Linked DNA regions of Mus musculus: region 2 is linked to region 1. A link is a contact called in ENCODE Hi-C or POLR2A ChIA-PET data. All regions are on one chromosome and are shown on one strand. The core of a region is the stretch at or near the end of the contact, and the rest is flanking DNA. Distances in the headings are between cores, read along the strand shown.

Region 1 (7,767 bases), core at 1,443-3,942:
CTTCTACTGGCCATGTTAACCCCGAGAAATGATGAAAATGCCTGTGTAGTTCTTTTTTCTCAACTAAATTACTTTGATCATAGTTAAGAAAACTGGAATTTTAGCACTCTTGATGAATATATGTGATAATCTCATTAACTATATTCAACTAATTCAGAATTAGTGATTTTCTGTACAGTGTTGGTGATAAATCAGTGGCAATTTTGACCAAAGCTATACCAAATTAAAAATGCTTTATTAAATTAGTTTATGCAATAGGGAATATTTAACTACTGAGAATAATCTTATTTGACTTGTTTTTTTTTTTTTTTTTTTTAAAGTCAACTGCAGTTTCAAAATTTATTCAAACATTCTCAAAAAGGAGACACAAAATTACTGTGCCCGGGGTGATGACAAATGCCTGTAGTTCTCGAATCTAGAAGGAAGATCAGGAGTTCAAGGACAGCCTCTGAAATACAGTGAGTTCTCAAGGCCATCCTGTATTACGGGAGATTCTACCTCAAAAACAGTATCAGAACCAAACCAACCAAAGTATAATGACCAACTTCCTCATTATTTTAAAAAAGAGACTGGGTACTACATTACAAATTTTGATTATTTGGGAAGGTCATAATCCTTTGACAATGTTAAACATCTTAAGAAATATTAGCCTTTAATCCCAGGACTTATGAGGCAGAAGCAGGCGGATTTCTGCGTTCAAGGCCAGCCCGGTCTACAGAGTGAGTTCCAGGACAGCCAGAGCTACACAGAAAAACCGTATCTTGAAAAACCAAAAGAAAAAAGAAAAAGAAAAAGAAAGACAGACACACAGATAGACAAGCCTGGTATGGTAGCTCATACCTTTAATCCCAGGCAGAGGCAGGCAGATCTCTGGGAATTCAAGGTTAGCTGGCTCTATAGAACAAGATCCAGACACAGGAAAAACAAAACAAAATAGAAGGAAAAAGAGAAGAGATATAGAAAGCACCAAGGAAGATGTACACATTGACAAAATTTCGCCCATATTACCAGGGAGTCTCTGGACTACCTCTCCCCAAAACTAGCCATTAGTCTTCACTTCATTTCCCTTTTGCTTTTTTGAGAAATTCCTGAAATTAAAGGGTAGTGCAATGAAAAAAAAAATCAAAAGGCAGGGAGATTACAAACAACACAACCACTAAATGAGAACTACCGCGAGTATACATACTCTTCTGCTCAAGGCTTAGCCAGTCCTTAAGCCTCCCCTGGGAAGGTGGTACTCACCATTGCTGGGCCCCACTCTCACTGAGAGCTCTAAACTGTACTTGACATCTGGGTTCTATGCTCAGAGATTCCAATTTGAGTTAGGGTTCAGCCATCAGGATTTTAACAGCAAGCTTGGGCAACCAAGTAGTGTGAGCCATGAGCCTATGGTCTTGGTGTTTAAAGGTCCACTGGCTTAGGACTAACTGGGTTTGAGTTTATTGGTTTGTTTGTTTTTCTTTTCCCAAAATGGAGGGAGAGGACTGTGCAGCCAAGATGCTAAGATCCTACACTTCAAATTGCTGGTCTTCCCGTGGCCTACCAGGGAAGACATTGGCCTCCTTCCTAGCACCTCTCCAGATTGAAAGACAACTCTTGTTTGCTGTTAATAGTGGTGCTAATTCCACGTAATCTCTGATAATTCAATTTATTTTTACGTTTAAGTTAATAATTACTTAACAGCTATTTATTTGGTTCACCTTTTTTGCAAAACATATGACTGCCCAGAATTTACTCATATATGATCTTCCGAACATAAAGTGACAATTCAGAGTTTTCAGCATCATTAGAAAAAGGTTCCCAACTCATCTTCACAAGAGTGCTTCTTCAACTTCGGCTACACCCATTAAAAGTCCAAAGTGAGTTCCACTGCAAGGCAACTTTTCCTAGGGGCCCCTCTCATTTGCTTCCAGTAAAAAGTCCAACAGAGGAACAAATTCTACAAGGAATAAAGTATCCAGGAAAAATAAAAACTGGAAGGAAAAAAAGAGTAACCAGGAAAGAGGAGTGCAGGTCTTCCCAGTCCGTGTACCGGGCTTGTGTACGGAACCAAACCAGTGCAAAGCAGGCAGGTAAAATAAGCCTGCTCCAGGGGCTGCAAGACGCTGCCTGTGGAGCCAGGAAGCAAGTCAAGAGGTCCAGAGAGAGGATGCAGTGTTTGCAGAGCGACTAAAAGAGCCCGAAGGGACCGGGCGAGCGGTGCTGTGGCTGCGAGTAACCGCAGAAGCGGCCTGCGGACGGGGAGCGGGCACCCCGCGGGCGGCCGAGCCGGACGGCCGGGAGCGCCCCTCACCCCGGCACAGGTCAGTCCCGCGAGCGCTCGTCCCAGGCCGCGGCCAGCGCGGGCTCCCGGGACCCCGGTGGGAAGGTTCGGGAGCCGCGCGGGTGCCGGGGCGCGGGCGACGGGCTCGCGCGGCGCCAACGCGGGGGTTGCGGGAGGCACGCAGGCCAGGCCTCCCGGAACCCGGCCGCTCCTCCGCGGCCGCCCTCCGCCCCGCGCTCCTTTACCTTGTCGCAGTAGCGCCCCACCAGCTGCTTCATCCGCCAGTGCGGGGCGGTGAAGACGTCCACTTCATCGGGGAAGGGCGCCATCGCCACTGCCTCAGCGTCCGCCTCAGCAGCCGCGGCCGCCGCCTCTCCATAGACACCCTCGCCGCGGGGCAGAGGCGGCGCGCCCCCCTGCGCATGCGCCCGCCCCGTCGGCGCGCGCGCCCGGGCGGTTCCGCGGGGCCGTGACGCGGGGGCGCGCGGGCCGCCGCCATGCGGTGCCGCGGCCCACGTGACCGGCGCGCGCGCTGAGGCGCCCAGAGCTCTCTCCTCCGGTGGGCATGGTCGTCCCTGGTCCCTTGCGTTACATCTCTTAAAAAATCGCACTGTCCCAGGGCGAGGGTCTTCAAGGGCGCTTCTCCGGGTGCCTGGCCTTGAGGCAGGGACCTGCGTGACCAGATCGAGCCTGCGTGCTCTGGACGGGCGGGCTGTGCGCGCGCCGAGCCCTCAGCCGCCTTTGCTGCCTCGTTCGGGTTTTGCTAGGCCTGGGATGCTGGCTCTGGGCCTAGCATGGCCTCTCCCCTGCGGCTGAGAGCTGGGGACCTGGCAGCCCCTCCTCACCCCTCCTGGCACGGAGCAGAGTGGGATGGTGGCCCTGGGGAACTGGAAACACCAGAGGGAGGACCAACACCTCAGATCAGGAACGACAGTCCCAGAGCGGCCAGATGAGCCTGCGGGGGTTTGGGGGGGGTGGGGGGGGCGGGGAGCCATCATGGCTGTCTAGTAGGGAGAGAGCCTTAGCACAAATCCCGCCATTTTAAGCCGAGGAGGCTCAGACAGGAAGAAAGGGCCATAAATGAGGTCACTGCCTAGAGAAAGGCCAGTGCACGTCACCTGTCCTCATCTAAGCCCTCCAGTAGACTTTTCCCAAGTATCAGAGCCGGCTCTCACCCCGTGGCTTTAGAATTCGTGGAAAAATGGGAGAAACACGGGCAAGGCTGAGAACCTGGGAAGGGTGTGTCGTTTTCTCAACAACCATAAACTTTGAACAGTAAGCAGAAGATATGCTACATTATTCACCTTTGTATTTCCTACCCCAAATTCATGTCAATGGTTAAAAGGAACCAGACTCTCAGAAAATGAATAAAAAGATACTTCTATTAGTGCAGCTAGTTCTGGTTACCTTTTGATATTAACATGCAAATTGAGCTGGAAAACAGACTCTGGAGATGAAGCTTAGGTTCATGGTTTCACCAAACTCTAGTTGTACTAACCTTGGAGAGCGACCTGACTTCTGTGTTCTGACCGCAGTATTCTCTTATGTAAAATGAGATGAGGGGAATAAATAACCTACTTCATAAGATTTTAAGGAAAACGGAGTACGTGTATTTTTGAAGTGCTAATAGGAATACCTCATCACGAATACTCCCTGTAAACAATGTTAGAGAAAACAGCTATGACAAAGGAAATTAAGACATTGCCCAGGATTTCACAAATCAGTACATAAAATTCTGGCCAAATGTATCTAGATCTGACGATAAGTTTGTTCCTGTGTACTGTATTAGTTGGAACAAAGAGGTGACTGAAGAAAAAGAAAAAGAAAACAACAACAACAAAAATAGCTTACAGAACTGATAAGTCTTGACAGATTTCTCCCTCCCTCTCCACCCCATTATTCTTCTTTCCTCTGTTCCCTTCTCTGTTTCCCTCTTTTCCCCTTCTTTTCTCCGCTGTTTAAGCAGGGCTTTGCCTCCATATTTTTAACAATTCTCAAAAGACATTTGCTAACCCCTCATTTGTTATATCCTAATCTTTCACTCTAGCCATCTTGGAATATAGACTCCGACTTCAGTGTACCAGTTACATAGAGCTATATGAAGAGATTTTCCTCAGTAGCTGGATCAAGAATACCAGAATAAAGAAAGAATGAGGGATGCACCCAGCATCCTTGTGATTTTTCTCATATTAACTATAAATACATCATATTATATATGCCTCATTTAGTAGGTGTATAACAACAAAAATAGTCACCTACAAACTGAGTTTCACTATAACCTGGATTGGAAGGATTATAGTCCACTAAGAAAAAATACAGCTACTTTGGAATTTGGCTATTTCACAGGATTTATTTCAAGGACTAAAATGAAAGAAATAAGCGATTTTAAAAAATAAGGCCTATGAGTCATTTTCCCTCTCAAGGAAGCTGTTGACATTATCCCCATGGGCCAAGTAAAGATCAGTCAATCATCTGGCTATAGATATGACTAATTCACGTTGAACTTCAGCCTAAGAGACAAGACTAACTAATGTTATACTGTTGCTCTAAGTTCCTACAATCACAACAGATTTGAATTGCTACTAAAGTCCAGTCTAGCAGGTTAGTCATCTCTCTGTGACCCCTTTAGGTATGACAACAGAAACTCTAACAGACCACCTATCCACTTATCCCCACAAAGGGGCTGGGTAATATCACTGCCATGAAAAGCCTCATTCTTGGATTGGTGACTTTTTCCCCCTCACTCTTAATCTTATAGGAAGTAAACATGAAGCGGAGGAAGGTGTCAAATTGTTCTCTGGAAAACTGAAAATACACTGACAGAAGGCATTTCCCAGAATTTCCCAACAGTATTTGTGAAGACTTGAGGAAGAATTCCTAGTCAGAATCAGCCAATTCTAAGGCATATAACTTTACTTGAGTATATGACCTAGTACTGTCCCCACCAGAGGGTTGACTTTGAAAAGAAGTACTGACAACAAGGTTGCCATTATAAAACAGAATCATGAGCTCAGTACAGTACTAGAGTTGATCATTGCCGTTATGAAAGGGAAAAAAAAAAAAGCTAATCAGGGCTAGTGAGAGCCTTCAGCAGTTAGGAACACTGGCTACATCTCCAAAAGACCTGGGTTCAATTCCTTGACCTTCATGGGCATCAGACATGAATGTGATAAAAAGACATACGTGAAGACGAAACACTCATACACATAAGTAATAACTTTTTAGTGGCCATTCAGCATCTGTTACAATGAGGTAAGTTGATTTTAGAAAGAATTTTGGCACTGGAGAAAGAAAAGATAAAAGATAGCTCATAAGTTGAAATGCAAGACCAAATGTGCTTGGGGTTTTTCCTCATTTTTATATGTAAATAGACCTCAATGCCACTTGTACGCGCACACACACACACACAGAGAGAGACAGAGACAGAGACAGGAGATTCCTCAAGCATTCACTTCCTTTGTTTTAATGAACAAAGTAGACCTATGGGACCTTGGGCTAATACCTTGCCCTCACTTCCTGTGCTGTCTCTTCCTACGGGTCTGTGGAGCAGCTTTGAGTGCTCCAGCCATTTGCCTGTCCCACCATGATGAACTGACTCTACTCTCAAACAGAAAGCCAAACCCTTGTTCCCTTAAGTTGTTTCTTGTTAGATATTTGGTCACATCGACAAGAAGGGCAACAAAATCTGTAGGCAATGCCTGAGTTATGCTAATCTCTGAGACCCATCCTGTCTCAGACATCAGAGACTGGGGCCAAGTGTCTTGCCTTCCTGACACCTAAGTCTCTCCATTTTTCACTGGGAAAGCACTCTCAGTTTTTCAGACCAAGCCCTACAAGACACACATAAGGCACACTATCTTGGTGAGTTCTCCCTAACTACCTGAAATAGGTACCAGCTCCCTTTAAGGTCCAAATAACTAACTGTCAGAAGTCCAAGGACATGTAACTTTAATTTTTTTCAAAACCTATTTTTAATAATGGTTCTTAAATGCTTTAACCTCCCTTTTAGCCCACCACCCACCAGAGGTAGTGGGAAATAAAAGAGATGGGGTAGTGACCTGGTTCTTCGGAGCAACTGCCGTCTGTGTCGTCTGGAAATCGGCAGTTCAGTTCACAGGTCAGCAGAGGCAGGCAGCTCAATCACTCCCAAACACTTCATGGATACACCAGCAGTCCAGTTCCATAGAGTCAGGATAGCAACCACGAATCATCAGTGGTAGCACTACCTAGCAGAGACAGCAAGGCCTCAGCCTCAGCACAAGTAATCAGGAGGGACCAGAAGGATCCCTAGGATCCTAAGGATCTCGGCTCTGCCTCTCTCAGGGAAGCGAAGATCAGCAGAGACGTGAGAACCACGAGGGTTGTACAGCTAGCTCTATTAAGCAAGTCAAGCTCACCCCTGGCACTGTCCATCGAGTCCTATTTATACTTCCTCCATACATCATTTCTCCACAGGTCTTACCTCAGCATGTATGTCTGTCTCAGCTGACATCACTCTGCCAATCAAGACCTTGGAAGCAGCCAAAAACTGCAGCATACCACCAGAAGATTTTTTGGTGCATTTCTCTATATAGAATCCTGACAAATGCAGCTCAACTACACAATGTAAGGTGGACCAATATAACCGTATTGTTAGCAAAGATCCTTCATCACATGTGCTTTCATGTGCTTGCTTTAGCAGACATCCTTTTACCTGTGTCTGCTTCAGCTAAATGTTCCTACGTGTGTTTGCCCCAGCAAAACATCATCCAACCAAGTTTCCAAAGAACCCTTAAGTTTCTATTTCAGGGACATGTCTCACCTTGGACATTTTCCTAATTGGAGTCTGCTTTTATACACAGCATTAGTCTTGGTGTCCACTTACAGAATTTCAAGTTAAACTGATTTACCTAAGTATGCTTCAAAGCCCACACATTAAAGGTGTGGTCCCCAATTCATAGTGCTTTGGAGAAGTTGTAGAACCTTTAAGAAGTAGACAATAGTAAGGGTTCATCCAGTCATTTGGCAGATGTCATCTTAAAGGGGATACAAGAACTTTAGTTCCTTCTTTCAAGTTCCTGCCATGAGCTAAGTAGTTTTGCCACCCATTACCACCATGGTTACAGCAACAGAGAGCTGACTGAGGAAGCATATCTGTAGCACATAGTTCCCTTCTTATATGAAGGCTACGAAGAGCATCACATTGGAAGACAGAAACTACATAATGTGCCCTGTTTTGAAGGTGTGAGATTCGGTTACCTAGAGGTAGTTCGCTGATACTCAGTACATGAGAATTAGTCGGACATATTCAAAGGCATGAAATAGGATACCCGAGACAAGGGATAGAGTAGGGGTGGGAGGATAAGTTTGCTAGGAATAAAAAGAGGAGGAGGAGCCAGTGAGGTAGCTCAGCAGGTAAAGGAGCTTTACCACCAAACCCGATGAGCAGAGTTTGACTGCTGCGTCCACGTGGTGGGAGGAGAAACTTGCCTCCTGAAAGCTGTCCTTGGACCTCCTCTACAGTA
Region 2 (7,767 bases), core at 2,282-4,781, 37 kb after region 1:
GGCTACACAGAGAAACCCTGTCTCAAAAAACAAAAACAAAAAACAAACAAACAGACAATCAAACAAAAACCCCGAGGACTTACTGACTGCTGAACAGAGAGGGACACGCATTTTGCTAGGGGGAGAAATGTTTCTTCTATGTCAATGAATCCGGGCTGGTAGAACAAGGCATACACATGCTCAAAGATCTTAGGGGAGATCCTCAGGCACACTATGCTACCCACACCCCTACCTTACGGTACTTACATCCCTTGGTAGCTTGACTTCTTCCCCTCCTTGGTCCCACACTAGCCATTGGAGCCCTGGCACCTTGACTTACCCGATTTCTAAAACTGCACATGAGTATCATTAAAAAGATCACTACTAATCAGGTTTTGTTTCGATGCCAAACCATTTCCAATACAGGAGACAGTTAATTCAATGACACTTCTCCTTTATATTACCAAAAAGGAGTTGTGGGGCAAGTTAAATGTGCCACCAGACAGAAGAACTGGTAAGGCTGAGTGAGCTCAGATTCCTGGAATCTCAGAGACTTGAGATCAGCAGGAGTCCAGCCACACCCTATCCATATTTGTACCTGCCTAACCATGACACCCCACTGAGAGAACCAGGCAGTCAGTCAGTCACATAGGCAACACTGACGTCCTTTCCCATGCAAATAGAGCATCACTCTATATCTCACACTGAGCCAATAGGAAACATCTACCCTTAAATCCCACCCCACCCATCAATGTTTATATAGTCTCTGATCACAAGGAATAAAGCACACAAGTTATTTGATGGAGGACTATCTGAGAGTGACTGTTTTTACTGAGCTGTAACACTTGGGGAAGAGTTCTCTCACCCGAAACATTTATCAATGACCTTGGACCTGCCTAACTGGCCAGACCCGTGTCTCTGCTGCCCCAGCTGCCCCAGCCACCCCTGCCTCTGGAGCTGGTGCGGCTGGTGGTAGCTGATGAGAGACCGAGAAACTCGACTACCTGCCCTGAGCCTGCCCAAACCTTCTTGTTTCTCTTCTAAGAGCTGTAACACTTTGGGTATTCCGGGCCAGACCAGAGCCTGGTGGAACATATTTGTGTCCCAATTCTCTTCGCTCTCTCGACAGACAGAGGACATCAACTATGACTTACAAATGAAAGTGAAGTCTGTGATTTCTAAAAGAATCAGTTGCAGACTCTAAGTGCATTTTTGGAACTGTTATTTAGGCTGCTTTTTATTAGTAGCAACTATGATATTTCAATTAAAATGGAAGAAATACTTTTAAAATGAGTCTTTTTTTTTTAAGACACACGTTTAAGTTCAACTTTTGGATCTGTGAGTGTTAATGCTGACAGTAATGGAGAATACTGTTCCTAATTTGGTAGCTTCAACTTCAGTTGAGTCACATTTCAGAAAGGAAAAAGTGAGCTTAAAGCATAATAATGAAGATTACTTAAAATATGGCTTTATCAAATGTGCAGAGCCCTTTGGAAATGAAAGACATCCAAGTATCGTTTGTAATAATATTCTTGCAAATAAAAGCTTAAAACCTTCCAAAATAAAGGGGTGCTCAGAAACTTAGAATGATGTAGTTAATGGTGAGACAATTGAATGTTTTCAAAGAAAGAAAAAAGACATAAAACTATCAACGTGGTTGTCCTTCTTTTGATAGGAAGGAGTCCTGAGTGTCTTACACAGATGGTGAAGGAATTGTCCCAGCTTATTTGATTCTGGTGTGGACAATTTCTAGTGATGAGTCAGCAGAGAAGCTGAAAATGAAACTTAGGAATAACACAGTAGCTCTTCTAATCTGTAGTATTGCAGAACCATTAGAAATGTTGCTTATTATTCAGTTATAACCCAGGATAGATTTTGCAATCCAGCATGATAAAAAATACCCATGAGGGGAGCCACACAACACTATTAAAGTTTATGTAAAATGTGTGTGTGGAGAAGATTTTATGGAAGATATTTTTGCTTTTTAAATTTAACCTCACATCTGAGTCTTTATATAATTTTAAAGAATTAGAAAAGCATATATATGGTCAATATCAAATAAGCTGGAAAGTTACAAATGATCACAAGAGATGGAGCAGCAAGTTCCACTGAGAACACAGAGGTGAGCTAACACTACGCTAGAAATGGCTAGCAACACACTTGCAGTTTCTGTGTCATCTGCTGAGTTGCTTTCCCGTCCAGAGAAATTCCACAGGTTGTCACAGAAGTATAGAAAGCGCAGTGAAAAGTTTCCCTTTGACAAGGAAGCCCACTGAGTAGCTGATCTCTTGAAACATTTGATTCAGATATTGGAATTACTCATACTGACCTGCTCTAGCACAACACAGTATGTTGGGTTTTCCCAAAAGAAAGTAGTTGGCGGGGCTTAGGAATTCAGGAAAGAAATTCACATTTTCCTCACAGGAAAAAAAAATCTCACTTAGGAAATTGTTTTTGAAAATGATCTTTGTGTAACAATCTTGGCATATTATAGTGATTGGTTTTTTGGGGGTTTTGGGGACTTTTGGGGTTGCTGTTTATTTACTTTTTTTGGCAATTTCTTTTTTAAAGAAAGATTTTTTTATTTACATTTCAAATATTATCCCCTTTCCTGGTTTCCCCTCTGAAAATTCCCTCTCCCCTCTCCCCTCCCCCTGCTCCCTAACCCTCTCACTCCCATTCCTGGTCCTGATATTCCCTTATACTGGGGCATAGAGCCTTCACTACCATGCAAGGCAATCATCACAGAACTCCAGAATATGAGTGTAAACATCTCTAATGGGTATTTTGGCTTCATTGGAGTTATCCTTTGGTCTTCAAAAATTCACATCCATCCTACATGATAAATTCCTTTACCTAACCTACCGTCCCCTACAATTATGAACTTATTTTAGTATCAATTCAAGTCCCCAAATCTCACATCTAAACTGCCTAAATTACAAAGGAGTGTAGCTCTGACCGTACTGTATTCTCAGACAAAGTTATCTGTGAGCACTTGGAAAACTAGAAAACAAGCCCTGTGCTCCAGAATCCATGGGGCAGGTGTAAGTGATGCCTGTGGACGATGTCCCTCACAAAGGAAGAAAAGGAAAGACAAAACAGGCACCAGTCAGTCACATCCAGAGTCCACCCAGACAAACTCCCTAAGAGTCAACTTAGGAATGGCATGTGATTCTTGTCTGTGCCCTTGTGCCTTCGGCTTTTCTCAAAGCCATCAATTTTCACTAAGGGTAGCACATGTCTCTCCTGGAAAGACTGTGTGAACCAGGACAGAATTTAAGTTTGCTTAGGGCTCACATGGTAACAGATTTCTATAGAGGTGTGTGTGTGTGTGTGTGTGTGTGTGTGCGCGCGCGCGCTTCAAATTCCCATTCCCTTTGGGGTCCCTCCACGAGGCGTCTTTTGCCAGGCAATGCCCTAAGTTTAATTTCTGTCGTAATGGAAGAGGAAAGAGGATGGGAGGTGGGCTGGCTTGGCATCTGGATGAGTCCTGCCAAAGCTCAGCTAAGGGGAACCGCCTCCTCAGTGGAAGAGGAACTGGGAGGAGTCCAAGAGGCCACGGGCTAGAGGAATCAAAGTCTTCTTGATGGCTGTCCAGGGAGGCCTGTTGTCTCTGTGGCTGTGGCTATGGCTGTCCTTGCTGACAGTGCTTCTGGGGGCAAGAGCGCGGTGGACAGGGGAGGGTACCACTCCTCACCTCCAGAGCATCTTCCTGGGCCGCTGCGCAGAGTACACCACGCTGCTGAGCCTGGGGTAAGTGCTAAGCCAGACAGTGAAAAGGCAGAAGGGTGGGGTGAGGTGAGGGCTTTGGAAAGTCAGGTGGAGGGACTAGCGGGACTCCATGCAGGTGATGTGTATGTAGGTGATTCTTAGGGACAAGATCCCCTGTGCAGGGGATTTCCAGACCCGGGAGGAAACTGCTAAGGCTGCCCCTGTGGGTGTAGAGGTGAGGAGAAAGCTGTAATGCGACACCAGTCTAGAGGTGAATTTGAGTGAAAGAGCCTTGCCTACTATCAACAACTGCCAGTTTGGGTATTTTGAGCACCACTTGGGAATTAGCTCCCCTTGTCCCATCTAGAGGATTCTGGTTCCCCCTACCTTGTGCACACTGTGTTTCCTATTGAAATAATTTCCTTCTCTGGATCTGCTTTTTTGTGTTGTTACACCACTCTTTCTCATGCCAGTTGTTTTTAATTGGGATGCAGCTCAATAAAATAAAATGAGAGAATAACATAAGAAGTCAGGTTGGTCATTGTCACCAAAGGTAGGACAACATGACCATTGCTATAGAACGTGATTTTGAAAGGCGTCCTGGACCTCAGGAGTGAAAACTGGCCCCAGAAGCCACTCTGACTCAGTAGAGGAAACTGCTCCCAACACTTGGCATCCACTCCTATCTTCCCAAGTCTTGCCTCCTGACTTGACCTCAGTGGGCCCAGAGACTCGCCCTCTAATGAACCTGAACAAGGAGCTCCACTCTTGTGTCTTAATGAATAGGCGAAAGCCAGAGGTGTGGTTCAGTGCTAGAACAGTTGACTACATGATACATGTGCAGTACCTCCACCACAGACAGAGGGGGGGGAAGGGGGAGGGGAGGGGAAGGGGGAGGGGGAGGGAGAGGGGGACGGAGAGGGAGGGGGGAGGGAGAGGGAGAAGGAGAGTTCTGAAAACCAGAAGTTTCCTGGTTTATTGACATTGAAATTGTCACTTTCTAGCATCACTTTTATCTGTGGCCTTGTCTGCTTCTGTCATAAGTCTGGAGGTGGGGATGGGGTAGGGGACTGCTTTCCTTAAACTGGAGAACTCTGTTTTGTTGTGTGCACAGAATGTGTGTGTGTGTGTGTGTGTGTGTGTGTGTGTGTGTGTGTGTATGTGTGTGTGTTGTGCCTGTGCCCACAGAGAGGAAGACAGCCTACTCTATCATTTTCTGTCTTAGTCTGGAAGCTAGAGTTAGGCTAGTGGCCAGCAAGTCCCAGTCATCTTCCTGTTTCCACCTAATACAATGCTGGGGTTAGAGGCACCGGCAGCCATATGGGCAGGGTTGGTGGGTGATGAACTCAGGTCCTCTTGCCTATGGCACAAGCGGCCTTACCCTCCGAACTGCGTCTCCAGTTCTGACCGGCACTTTTTTGTACAGGAACAAAAACTGCACAGCCATCTGGGAGGCCTTCAAGGGGGTGCTGGACAAGGACCCCTGCTCTGTGCTCCCCTCAGACTATGATCTCTTCATTAACCTCTCCAGGCACCCCATTCCTAGGGACAAGGTAAGGACAGATCCTTCAGCTATGGACCAAAGTGTCATTTTTACATCTATGCTGCCTTTTGTTTCTTCCTACGTCTTTGTTGAGGAAAAGCAGAAACATAATTCAAAAATTATGCTGGTCAATGAACTAAGCAAATAACGTATTGAAATCCTTCTGTTCCTGGTGTTGCTGCATTAAGGGTTAAGGGTCTGACATAAACAGCAGTTCTTGTAGCCCTTCCAGTCTACAAAGAGACTGGACTACTGAGGACCAGATGAGCCAGTGACCAAGAATGTTGTTGTACGTGCAGCGTGGAGACACTATTTATCCTGGAAGGTTCCAGGTATGCTGTGAAGAATTCGGTGTTTTGAAGCACTGTTCGCTCCAGGAAGGGCATTGTGCAATCGCATACCTTCCTAATCAGAGCTACGGAACAAGGCCTACGGCTTCTGGTCCTCCTTTTCCACAGCTAGAAACGGAGGCACACACGGAGAGACGGAATGCCTTAACAAAGATTACACATCTAGCATGCGATGGAGCCAGGCTTCAAGCCCTGGTCTTAATCATTCCTAATGCAAGGTTCTTAGCAATGATGCACACATTTTGTACTACAGGGGAGATATGTCATCATCTAAGTCAGCGGTTCTCAACCAGTGGGACCCCTTTTGGCAAACCTCTATCTCCAAAAATATCTACATCTCAATTAATAACAGTGGCAAAATGATACTTAGCAAGTAGCAATGAAAATGATTTTACCGTTGGGGGTCACCACAGCCCGAGGAACTGCATTAAAGGGTCACAGCATTAGGGAGGTTGAGAACCACTGCTCTGCATGGTGTCTTTGTAGTACAGGAAGGACAAAGGTGACACTCTTCAAAGGCGCCACAGCAGCAAGGCAAGAGAAAGCTGCGGGCCTGCGGCAGGTCTGCATTCCGTGAGGAACGGCTGCTGACTTACCTCGACGACACTGCAGTCAAGGTGCTTCCATTTTATTTCGTATTTTAACTCCTGGTTGTTTCTCATCAGTCACTGTTCTGGGAGAATAACCACCTGCTCGTTATGAGCTATGGGGAGAACACCCGCCGCCTCGTGGCCCTGTGCGACGTGCTGTATGGCAAAGTTGGCGATTTCTTGAGCTGGTGTCGACAGGAAAATGCCTCTGGTAAGACTTTTGCACACATCGAAGCTCCTCAGCCTGTGGGTTTATCTTTCGTGTTGGGTGTCTTCATAGACGTTCATCTCATTTAATCCTTCCCAAATCCTCCGAGGTAGGCGGCGTCTATAGTAACGGATTCAAACAACAGTGAGCAGAGTATACCTAACCTTTGCTGCATGCTCTTACCGGTATTTTAGACACATTAAGGCTAGAGTCCACACATTATCCACTATGACCAGTCCTATTTTGAGAGTTGTGGAAACAGAGGCACGGCACGATTAAGGGAGTTGCTTCCGAATGTATAGCCAAGAAGCTGTGTAGCCTCACAGTCAGACCATAGAGCCTGTGATTCCAATCCAGCAGGGCTCTGCCTTTGTGCCTTTATTTTCCAGATGTGGGAAACAGAGGCTGAAAAGGGGCAAATGCAGTATATACATTTTTCAGCATCCATGCCAGATGTGGAATTAGCAAATACGTGAAATTAATACATGTCCAATACGGAATGCATCTGTGTACTTTTCTCCTAGGACTTGACTACCAGTCCTGCCCCACATCAGAAGACTGTGAAAACAACGCCGTGGACTCCTATTGGAAAAGTGCATCCATGCAGGTAATCCTGGGATGGGCGAGCGAGTGTGGAGCATGTGTGGAATCTGCCAACTGACCCCCAGGCCTTTACCTAATTTCTGTGTATCTTCCTTTCCACTGTAATGGTTACTCTGACTCTTTTCTCTGCTCCACAAATCTGTGAGGGTTTATGAAGATGAAATACTTACTGCGGTGGCTGGTGCAGAGAGAAATGTTCGGCAAGTGTTAGCTATCAGTGGGGCTAGGGGACTGTCAGCATTCCTCCTGCACCGTGGCGTGTTTAGTGGTTCAAAGCCGTGTTCATTCTTAGTGCTGTAAAAAATGGCTTTGATTTTACAGGAGAGCCTAGGAAAGTGGAGACTTCACTGTAGGCATCAGAGGTGTCCACAGAGTAGCCTTAATGGGAGAAGAGCTGATGGGCTACTAATAAGTCGGAGCCACGGAAGTGTTGCTAAGACATGTCTGTGTCTCTGAGGACATTGCCCTCACAGTTCATGGGAGCTGTCAGTGGCTATAAAATGACATTGTTTGTAGCCTACAGTCTCTGCCATGAGTATTGGAATAAAGATTAGAAACAAGGAGGGCTAAGTCCTTAGCTCTGTGCTGATGGTTAAATGTTGATTGTGCTGATTGAGAAGCAGGAAGAAGACGGGGGACTTCTACCCCTCCCCTTTCAGAGGTGATGTGTCCTTGCCTCCCCTTGTCTACTTTGCTCTCTAGGAGTTCAATGGTGCCACTGATAGGGTGAAGGACTTTGGTCAAACCTTCCACCGGGGCCACACAAAGGGATTCCTGTAAGCA

Evidence for each region. Hi-C counts contacts between places; a loop is a spot of excess contacts on that map. ChIA-PET counts read pairs that join two places held with the same protein, here RNA polymerase II (POLR2A).
Region 2: a map of v-Abl transformed pro-B cells shows a loop between it and region 1 (4-fold over the local background). The contact joins the promoter of Bst1 here to the promoter of Fbxl5 in region 1. A Hi-C loop is called at or near these places in 4 of 37 maps with a recorded cell type or tissue (Patski, heart and v-Abl transformed pro-B cells). POLR2A ChIA-PET finds 5 or more read pairs at or near these places in 4 of 5 experiments (Patski and embryonic stem cell).

The regions. Positions count from the first base shown.
Region 1 is chr5:43,779,457-43,787,223 of GRCm38, forward strand. Fbxl5 (F-box and leucine-rich repeat protein 5) reads right to left here and starts at 2,693. Exons shown (of 11, transcript NM_001159963.1): 1 at 2,509-2,693. The coding sequence starts at 2,592.
Region 2 is chr5:43,815,362-43,823,128 of GRCm38, forward strand. It overlaps Bst1 (bone marrow stromal cell antigen 1), which reads left to right and starts at 3,532. Exons shown (of 9, transcript NM_009763.3): 1 at 3,532-3,732; 2 at 5,117-5,243; 3 at 6,249-6,384; 4 at 6,906-6,988. The coding sequence starts at 3,566.